2 separate regions of the Mus musculus genome follow, and region 2 is linked to region 1. A link is a contact called in ENCODE Hi-C or POLR2A ChIA-PET data. All regions are on one chromosome and are shown on one strand. Each heading gives the region's core, a stretch centred on a gene start or an enhancer-like site at or near the end of the contact. The rest is flanking DNA. Distances are from core to core; before and after follow the strand shown.

Region 1 (4,485 bases), core at 1,593-4,092:
TATTCACAAATGCCAATTTCAAGTGCTTTTTTCATATTTTTTAAAAGAAAAAAGTTATGAATACTGCCACAAGGTGGCGCTAAAATCTAGTGAAAAATTCCAGTGTCTGGTCTGATCTAGTAGGGTGTGATTTACAGCCGCCCCTGGGGGAGGGAGGTGCAGTAACAACAACAAAACCCACAAAACAAACAAAGGGCAGATAAATTAGGTTGCAGACTAGAAATAGATCGGTTTGAAAGGTAAGTATGACTTTGTTCTCCTTCATACACTGAATTTTTTTTTTTTTTTTTTTGGTTTTTCGAGACAGGGTTTCTCTGTATAGTCTTGGCTGTCCTGGAACTCACTCTGTAGACCAGGCTGGCTTTGAACTCAGAAATCCACCTGTCTCTGCCTCCCAAGTGCTGGGATTAAAGGCGTGCGCCACCACCGCCCGGCTTCATGCACTGAATGTTAATAACTCTTGGAGAATTAAATCTAGTCATTGCCTTGCAGTGACAGTGCACTTTGAAGGGTGTGGGGCCTGACAAGGGGATACTATAAAACTCATCAGCAAGTTTGGAAAAGTTAATGCTATAAGCAGTGAGCTAGGTCTTTGAGGCCGCCAGTCCTGTTTTGAGAGAACGCCGTTTCGATTCTTCTCCTTCTTTACTTCGGCATAACTTGCCCACTTTGTATTTTTAGCAATTACTTCGATATAGAGATTTGAGCTTGGAACACCCCGTATGATACGTCTGGAAATCAGGAAGCCGGTGGCCGTAATCCTGCTTCCTGGTTCTTTGTATTTAAGTCTTTGAAAGAAGCACACGGGACAAAGCTCTGGTTTATATTTTCTTAATATTTAAAGCTGAAGGACATAGCCAAGATTCCCAAGCTATATTAAGACCACGGAGAGCAGAGCTAATAACACAGCAATCAAAAGGTTTAACTACGAGGAGAAAAATATGTGTAGATAAGATTTTTCCCCTAAAAGGCATGTGTGGGGTGTGTGTGTGCGTGTGTGTGTGTGTGTGTGTGTGTGTGTGCAAAGTGACTTCCTCAACCAATGACAAACCAAACCATGTGACAGTTCCTTAGGTCTGAAAAACTAAAGCAGAGAAAAACAGAGACTGGGCCCTGCAGTGGGGATAATCCAGAATGCAGGGAACACAGCTCTCCCCCACTGATGGAACACTATGGCTTGATCATATCTGTCCAGATACACAGAAACTGTAACATGGGGATTATATGTGAAAACATTGGCTGCTTGTGTTTGGTCTGATTATAGCAGGATCTGATGTTAAGAACTAAAAAGTTCCACTTTTGAAAAACTGGGTTAGCTCCCAAAGTCATTTACCCCTCCCCGTTGTTTTCTCTCTCTGTCTCATTTGGTTGCCCAGACTGCCTAGACTTGGAAGGCCAACCCCTGTGCGTCCTGTGTGGCTGGGTCTACAGGTGGGCAGGCCTACCACTGCACGGACCATTTTTACTGCTTCTTTAGGGCCCAGCATAGTGCTAGGTCTTCATGATGCTCAGGTGGGAGGAAATCCTGGCCCTCGGACAACTCACAGTCCAGAGAGAGAGACAAAGAAATGGGTCATAAGGTCATCATGACATGGTCACTGAGAAAGCTTTCTCTTAGCTGGTACCCCTAGCCTAGCCCTCCATGAGGACCCCACGCAGCAATGTTAAGCCATTTCCCCACTTTCTTTCCTCCTTTTTCTTTGTTCAGTTTCTCTTGGGGGCGGGGTAAGGCCCTCTTTGACGCCCTTTGCAGCTTTCTGTCTTTCCTATTTCTTACAGTGGACTGGCTTAAATCCTTTAAGATAGGAAGAGGTGTCATCTCCTGCAGGAAGTGGTAATTCACGAGTTAAGACCTGGTGTGTATGAAGAAACTCCATCCTCTGTACAGAAACCGTGTGCCCACCGGCAAGTTCCCTGCGAGGCCGCATGCCTGCTTTCCCAGCTTGAAGCTTTTCATCTGCTCCATGAGAGTTGTTGGGATAGATGGGTTTCCTTGCACAGTGTACTTCAAGCAGTTCTCTGGCTTTAGGGCGAGAATCAGATGTAATGTGGTAGGACTGGGTGAAGGTTGCCTGCCCAAGCTGGGTGCTTTCTTTTTCAGCGGAGTGCCCTGCACCTCGCTTTCCTTTGTCCTACAGCTGTGTGTCTCCTAGATTCCTCCCCTTATCTTCTTCACCCGGAGACCTAAGTGTGGGCCTTGAAGAGAAAGCCGAGAGGGGACTCACCCAGGCCCACACAATTTACTGTTAGCCTTTCTCAGTGAAAAGGCTGCCCTGGGTAAGTGTCAGAATTCGGCCCAGAGCACACGAGGGGTTAGTTATCTAAACAAAGTTAAGAAAGAACGAAACCCTTGGCTAGGTAACAAAACCGTGCACCGGTGTCTGTTTAAGTGAAAACAAAACCACGTTAAAGGCGCCGCCCCTCCCCCATGCTTGATCACCCGTAGTTCGCTCGGAAGCTAGATAAAGCTGAAGCCCTGGGAGCAGCCAACGCCCCACAAGAGTGTAGCTCGTCTCGGAACTGCCCACCCAGACCCGGAGGGCTCCAGGCTGCCTGCTCCACGATGTCGCACTCAGAGAGGCTGCGACGAAGGCGGGGACCCGGCGGCCACACAACCCCACGGGGCGGGTCGCCGCGCAGACTCCACAGTCAACGCCTCTCCCAGCCCCGCGGACAGGGCAGTCAATCAAGCTAAGGCGAACCCGCCTTCGGACTGCAGCGGGCGACCAATCGGAGCCAAGCTCCGCAGCGATGAGCTCAGCCCTATGGCTTCCCATTGGGTGGCTATATTAAGAAAGTGGCCGGACTCTTTAAATAGCGGGCGCTAGGGCCGCAGCCCGCATCTGCCACCGCAGTTCGGTTGTCGTCGTCTGCGCCCCTGTACCCTAGGTCTAGAGTGAACCCGCCCCGGGAAAGAAGCTAGGCCGGGTCCGCAGCATCAGCCATCACTTCGCACAAAGCAGCGCAGCTCCGGGACCGCCGAGGACCACAGCGGCGCGGCAGCGGCGCGGCGACACTCAGTGCACCGTATGCCCCTGCGCCCCTGCCGAGGCAACCGGAGCGCCCCGAGAGACCGCGCCGCCGCGGGGTCCAGGTGCAGTTAGCGAGCCTAGCCCGCAGCGCGCAGTCGCGGGAGAGCGGGGAGCGGCAAGCAACAGGGAGCGGGACGGCGGCGAGGCGCTCGCGGGCCCCTCCTGCTGCCCGCGCCCGGCGAGCTCATGGCGGCCATCCGCAAGAAGCTGGTGGTGGTGGGCGACGGCGCGTGCGGCAAGACGTGCCTGCTGATCGTGTTCAGTAAAGACGAATTCCCCGAGGTGTACGTGCCCACCGTGTTCGAGAACTATGTGGCGGACATCGAGGTGGACGGCAAGCAGGTGGAGCTGGCGCTGTGGGACACGGCAGGCCAGGAGGACTACGATCGTTTACGGCCGCTCTCCTATCCGGACACCGACGTCATCCTTATGTGCTTCTCGGTGGACAGCCCGGACTCTCTCGAGAACATCCCCGAGAAGTGGGTGCCCGAGGTAAAGCACTTCTGCCCCAATGTGCCCATCATCCTGGTGGCCAACAAAAAAGACCTGCGCAGCGACGAGCATGTCCGCACGGAGCTGGCCCGCATGAAGCAGGAGCCAGTGCGCACGGATGACGGCCGCGCCATGGCGGTGCGCATCCAAGCCTATGACTACCTCGAGTGCTCGGCCAAGACCAAGGAGGGCGTGCGCGAGGTTTTTGAGACGGCCACGCGCGCCGCGCTGCAGAAGCGCTACGGATCCCAGAATGGCTGCATCAACTGCTGCAAGGTGCTATGAGGGACGCGTCCTGCCTCACGCCCTTGCCAGCGTGGCTCCCCCTCCTTGGCCCGGTCGCCCACGAACCGGGAGAAAGGGAGACCCATGCCCCCAAGGACACCACCAGACTGCCTGACATCTGCTGGTGGCTCTGGCTGGTCACGCTGAGAATTAGCGTGGGCACCGAGCTCCCCCTTCCCAGTGTCTGTGTGTGTCCAGCTGTGTGGCACAGGCCTGGGCACCCTGCTGAGTGCCAAGGGGTTCCTGAGCATCCTTTTCTAAAGAGCCAGGCCTCAAAGTGTGGTTGTGTGTGTGTACGACTCCCTACACCCCACCCGACTCCTGCCCCACCCCCGCCTCTGGTTTCCCCAGGGGCACGCAGAGTGGTTGCGCCCCCAGCAGGTTTGCTTGTAACCAGCAAGCCACTACTGTTGCTCCATGTCTGTAACATAGACCCCTGGAATGGCGGGAGGGGAGGGCTGGGGGGAGGATGGGGCTGTTACATAAATACAGATTTTATTTTCGGAGGCAGAATGGTATTGTTTAGTGGTGTGTGGGGCGACCAGGGCCCAGAGCAGCTCCTTTCCCAGGCTGGGTCAGGCGCCCACCCATCCAAGCATGAACTGGACTTGGCCATCTTTCCACACCCTGGGGAAGACATTTGCAACTGACTTGGGGTCGAGAGGAAGCAGCTCAG
Region 2 (4,851 bases), core at 1,577-4,076, 89 kb after region 1:
CCCTCCCTCCCTCCCTCCCTCCCTCCCTCCCTCCCTTCCTTCCTTCAGACACACCCGAAGAGGGTGTGATCCATCAGATCCCATTATAGATGGTTGTGATCTACCGCTGGTTTCTGGGATTTGAACTCAGGACCTCTGAAAGAACTGTCAGTCCTCTTAACCACTGAGCCATCTCTCTAGCCACCTTTGTGTTTCTACCTTCGTTCTTTGTCATTCTTCTGGATCTGCCACTCAAGGCCCCAAGGGCGAGTCTTGGTTCATCTCAGTTCCCAAAACATGGCCCAGGGAATTCACAGAGCAAGCACTAGGTGCACATCTGCAGAGTAAATAGAGGGGTAAAAGACTGGGTAGAAGATGTGGGCCTTGGGCTGAGAATGTACATAAGTTAGTCTAGTGCTTGCCTAGGCCCTAGGATAACCCCGTCCAGTACCTCATAAACGATGTCTAGCGATGTCTCTAATCTTAGCACTTGGAATGTAGAGAAGAAAAAGGATCTGAAGTTCAAAGTCATCTTTGGCTACACAGCCAGCTTCTATGTAACAGTTGTGTAGCTTGGTCTTCATGCGGGACTCCTAACAGTAGGAACTGGACTCTCCCTGACTCTGTTGCCTGCCTTGGGGACCCTTTCCGCTAACTGGGCTGCCTTGTCTGGTTGAATAGAAATGCCTCATCTTACTGCAACTTATATGCCAAGGCTGGTTGATATCCATGGGAGGCCTCCCCTTCTCTGAAGAGAAAAGGAGGAGGAGTGGAGGGGGGAGGTGTCGGGAAAGGACTAGGAGAAGTGGGAGGGGAAACTGTGATATTAATTAATTAATTAATTAATTAAGCAAGCAAGCTTCGGGCTGGAGAGATGGCTCAGCGGTTAAGAGCACTGACTACTCTTCTGAAGGTCCTGAATTCAAACCCCAGCAACCACATAGTGGCTCACAACCATCTGTAATGAGATCTTACGCCCTCTTCTGGAGTGTCTGAAGACAGCTACAGTGTACTTAGATATAATAATAAATCAATCTTTAGGCCAGACTGAGCAGGGCCGGAGCAAGGGGGGCTGACTGGAAGCAAGCAGAGGTCCTGAATTCAAATTTCCAGCAACCGCATGATGTCTCACAAACATCAGTACAGCTACAGTGTACTCATATACGTTAAACGAACAAACAAACAAACAAATCTTTTTTTAAAAAAAGTCCTGATTGCTTTAAAAAAAAAAAAAAGCAAACTTCACAACCCAGGGCCTGAGCATAGCAGAACACAATAGGTACTTACTGGAATAGAAAAAACAAAACAAAACAAGATAACAATGATACCCTGATGTCACTGTTGTCTTCACTTTCTATTACACATACATACATGTACAAGAGCATCCTTCCAGAACACTCTGAGGAAATCCTGCTCTGCAACAGCCAGATAGTCTCACCCGGCACACCAAGTACCACACTCTGAACACTCACACCCTGGGCCTCTGCTGTTACATTGTGATGTAATAAGAAATACATGTATTTTTGTCTCATTCCCTGTCACACAACTCAGAAAATCTTCAGGCTCTGCAGAGTGATAGGATGCCTTTGTCCACTGATGACATGACCGGTGATGACTCCCTAGACAGACTCAGGGTGTTAGCTGATCACCAGGCAAGACTCTGGTGACTGAAGACTGACCCCAACCGCTATAAACGATAGAGGAGCTGAAGGTTGAGTTGGTCTCTGTGGGTGATGATCATCAGTTAGATCACCTAGCAAAGCCTTTAAGGGACCCGAATGAACCAGGTTCAGGAAGCTTCCAGATGCTGTCCATAAGGAGGTATGGGGGTGGAGGTGACCAGAGAAATGGTAGCAGTCCCCACTCAATGCTCAGCCACAACTGGACATCTGTATCACCCTTACCAAGGCTCCGGGACACTGTGGAGGGTGGAGGCAGGATTGTAAGAACCAGAGGTGGGGGAGCACTGGAGAAAAAATATCTTCTGGCAGTCCAGCCTGCATTGCTCATGAGCTCACAGCATCCATGGTTGCCTGTGCACATGATCAGGCCAACATTTTACATGAGCCTATATGGAGCAATGGACAGTTGGTTGCTTCTAGCGGAGGAACGGACAGTTTCTTTAAGGCTGAACGTGCCCCAGTGGATGCCTGCGGCCCCCACAGGAGCACAAACTAGAATTGATGGGTTATAAAACTTAGAGGGCATGAAGGGGGAGGGGCTAGGGAAGTCAGGGTGGAGTGTGAGGAGTGAGGGGAAGGAGTGGGCAGGTGAAAGACTTAATCTACCTGTTCATCTCTCTCGTCTGGTTGTTCATCTGAATCCTTCATTTATCCTGTGTAATAAGTGAGCAAACCTATGTGAAGTGTTTCCCTGAGCTCTGTAAGCTGTCTTAGCAAATTAACTGAACACGAGGCAGGAGATGTGAGAATCCGTGCTTTATAGCTTGCTGGGGGAAGCACGTGCTCCCACCCCTAAGGCTTATGATTGGCATGCAGAGTGGGGTAGGTGTCATGAGGACTGACTGAGTCCTCAGCCTGTGGGATGAATGGGCACTATCTGCAAGGGAATGGCGTCAGAACCGAAGTGCGTGAGAGGACGCTCTGCTGCTACCCACTGAGAACCCCTTAGCACGTGGTACATGCCCCCGATTAATGCGTCCGTCCGACAAGCGTGATGTGGGAGGGTAGGAGGACACTTTTTTTTTCTTTATTTTTAACACCCCTCCCCCACTCACTCCCAGGAGAGCAGAGCAGCTTTCCCACATCTTTGTCAGCTGCTCTAGGGAGTCGCAACCCGTAAGGTGCCAAAGCTTCCTAAAAATATCCGGAAAGCCTTGTTGCAGAGCTGCGAAGGTGAGCTGGAAGTGCACACCCCCAGGGAACATTCCTGGGCCCTGCGCCATCCCCCCCCCCCCCCAATTCCTAGTCTGCGCTCATCTGCAGGAGCCTGGATCAGAACACACTGACTGCAGTGCCTAGAAGTTCCAGGGAGCATCTCTGTTGTACCCAAAGACCAGAAAACTGAGGCCCAGAATGAGGCTACCCCAGACACCCTGGCTACCACTAATGGGCTCTGTAGAGTGTTTTTCTGTAGTCAAAAGCAGCTGACCATAGAAGGAAGTCAGAGGAAGCGAGCCCCACCCCCACCCCTGGACCCCAGGGATGGAATGTTGGGCCTCAAAGGCCTCCACACAGGAGCCGCTGAGTGCCTCCTCCCCACCCCAGCCCATGCCCCTCGAGATTTCCCTTATTACTTTTTTTAATTAAAAATTTTATTCTTTGAGAATTCCATGCATGTACGCAACGTACTTTAATCATATACACCCCCGAGTCCCCCCAGGAGTAGCTATCTCTTTGATGAGAGCTTCACGCTGGGCTCTTGACATGCATTGCTGTTTGGTATGGGACAGGGGGAGATGAGTGGATGGTGTGGTCTCTCTAGTTCACTAATAAAGAAAGGGCTTTCAGAACTTGCCGGAAGCCTCAAGCTAGAGAGAGGATGCCTCCTGTTTTGTGTGGGATCTTCAATCTTCCAGAGCTGGATGTGTTTGTTCCCAGGGCAGGGACCCTCTGAGCATTGTTACCAGCTCTGTCTCATCCCCTACTGACTGCTGACCACAAGCCCTCTAATGGTTTTCTCTCTGGTGTAGTGGGAGCAGCTTCGTGGCTATGTGCCTCCTTTCCTTTTGAGGCATCTCCCCATCTGAGCATGGCACAGCTCTGAGAGAGCCACAGATAGTGCCTGGGCTAGCTTTCTTCTTAACAGTCCTCTAAACTACCCCAGGATCTGGTGGTATGCGGACCAGAGTCAGGGAACTCGCCCCTATACACTTCTGTCCAGTTCCCATGCTCCTGAGTGTCCACAGCATTGTGAGTGTCACTGGGCTTCATGTTCCCATCTTTCTGGTCCAATAACACAGGCAGAACCCAAGTGTTACTTGCTCTTGTATGCCAGCACTCTGACTATGGGTTCTTCTCTTTGGCTGTGGCCACACCCAGCTGTGAGATGCAGGGAACTTGTCCCAGGCATCCCTCCACTTCCTGGAGGTCTTCTTTCTGCCTCTCCATTTTGTGTGCCCCACCCTGGAACCTCTGGACACTGTGAGATTCATGAATACAGGATGTCTGTTTGTGCTAGGCACATGCATAGGCCAGGTTGCCATCTAGCCTTGCATTAATATGGTGTGGTGAGCAATTTTGCACATGACAAAATAAGGTTTGGAGAACTGGTTGCATTAGGATGATCATCAGGGGCTTTAGGAGTCTGGCCTCGGGAGTCCTCACAAGTTAGACTTGGCTCCAGTGAAACACTGTAGTGAAACGCCGAGGCAGGAGCTTTGTTCATATCAGCCAGTTGGGAAGAGAAACTAACGAGGGTTGATGCTGCTGCAAATCTATCTTCTAGGTACTAACATCAGATTTAGGTTTAAATGGACAACAAGAAGTATGTGTGATTTGGTCCAGGTTGGCAGGAAACTAGAGACTGGAGATTAGCAGATTAATAACGCTGGTTAAGAGAGAAAGGCAAGAAACTCTTCTCCACTTTGGCTTCAGACAACAAAAGGAACACGTTGGAGTAAAATCACAATCCACAAACCTGTACCAGGTGTGGTGGCCATGCCTTTAATCCCAGCACTCAGAGGACAGAGGCCGATGAATTTCTGTGAGTTTGAGGTCAGCCTGGTCTACATGGTAGGTTCCAGGGCAGCCAAGGCTGTGTAGAGAGACCTCAGGTGTCTCAAAAAGAAAAAGAATATCAAACTTGAAAGAGGTGGGTGCTAAGCAATGTCCTAGAAAGGGCCAGGTACCTCAAGGGCCCAGCGCTTATGGCCTTTTCCTGGGCTCGCTCTTGCTCTCTCTCTCTCTCTCT

Evidence for each region. A loop is a pair of places that touch in the nucleus more often than their neighbours do. ChIA-PET counts read pairs that join two places held with the same protein, here RNA polymerase II (POLR2A).
Region 2: POLR2A ChIA-PET joins it to region 1 with 12 read pairs in embryonic stem cell. The contact joins the enhancer-like site here to the promoter of Rhob in region 1. A Hi-C loop is called at or near these places in 1 of 37 maps with a recorded cell type or tissue (CH12F3). POLR2A ChIA-PET finds 5 or more read pairs at or near these places in 4 of 5 experiments (Patski and embryonic stem cell).

What each region holds. Positions count from the first base shown.
Region 1 is chr12:8,498,366-8,502,850 of GRCm38, reverse strand. It overlaps Rhob (ras homolog family member B), which reads left to right and starts at 2,842. Exons shown (of 1, transcript NM_007483.3): 1 at 2,842-4,485. The coding sequence starts at 3,219. The coding sequence ends at 3,809.
Region 2 is chr12:8,408,891-8,413,741 of GRCm38, reverse strand. No RefSeq gene overlaps it. Among named protein-coding and RNA genes, the nearest start is that of Gm51967, 38 kb to the left of the region's middle. Within about 2 kb of position 2,826, at least 1 of the 3 ENCODE cell types and tissues checked has a DNase peak (open chromatin) inside an H3K27ac peak, as active enhancers do.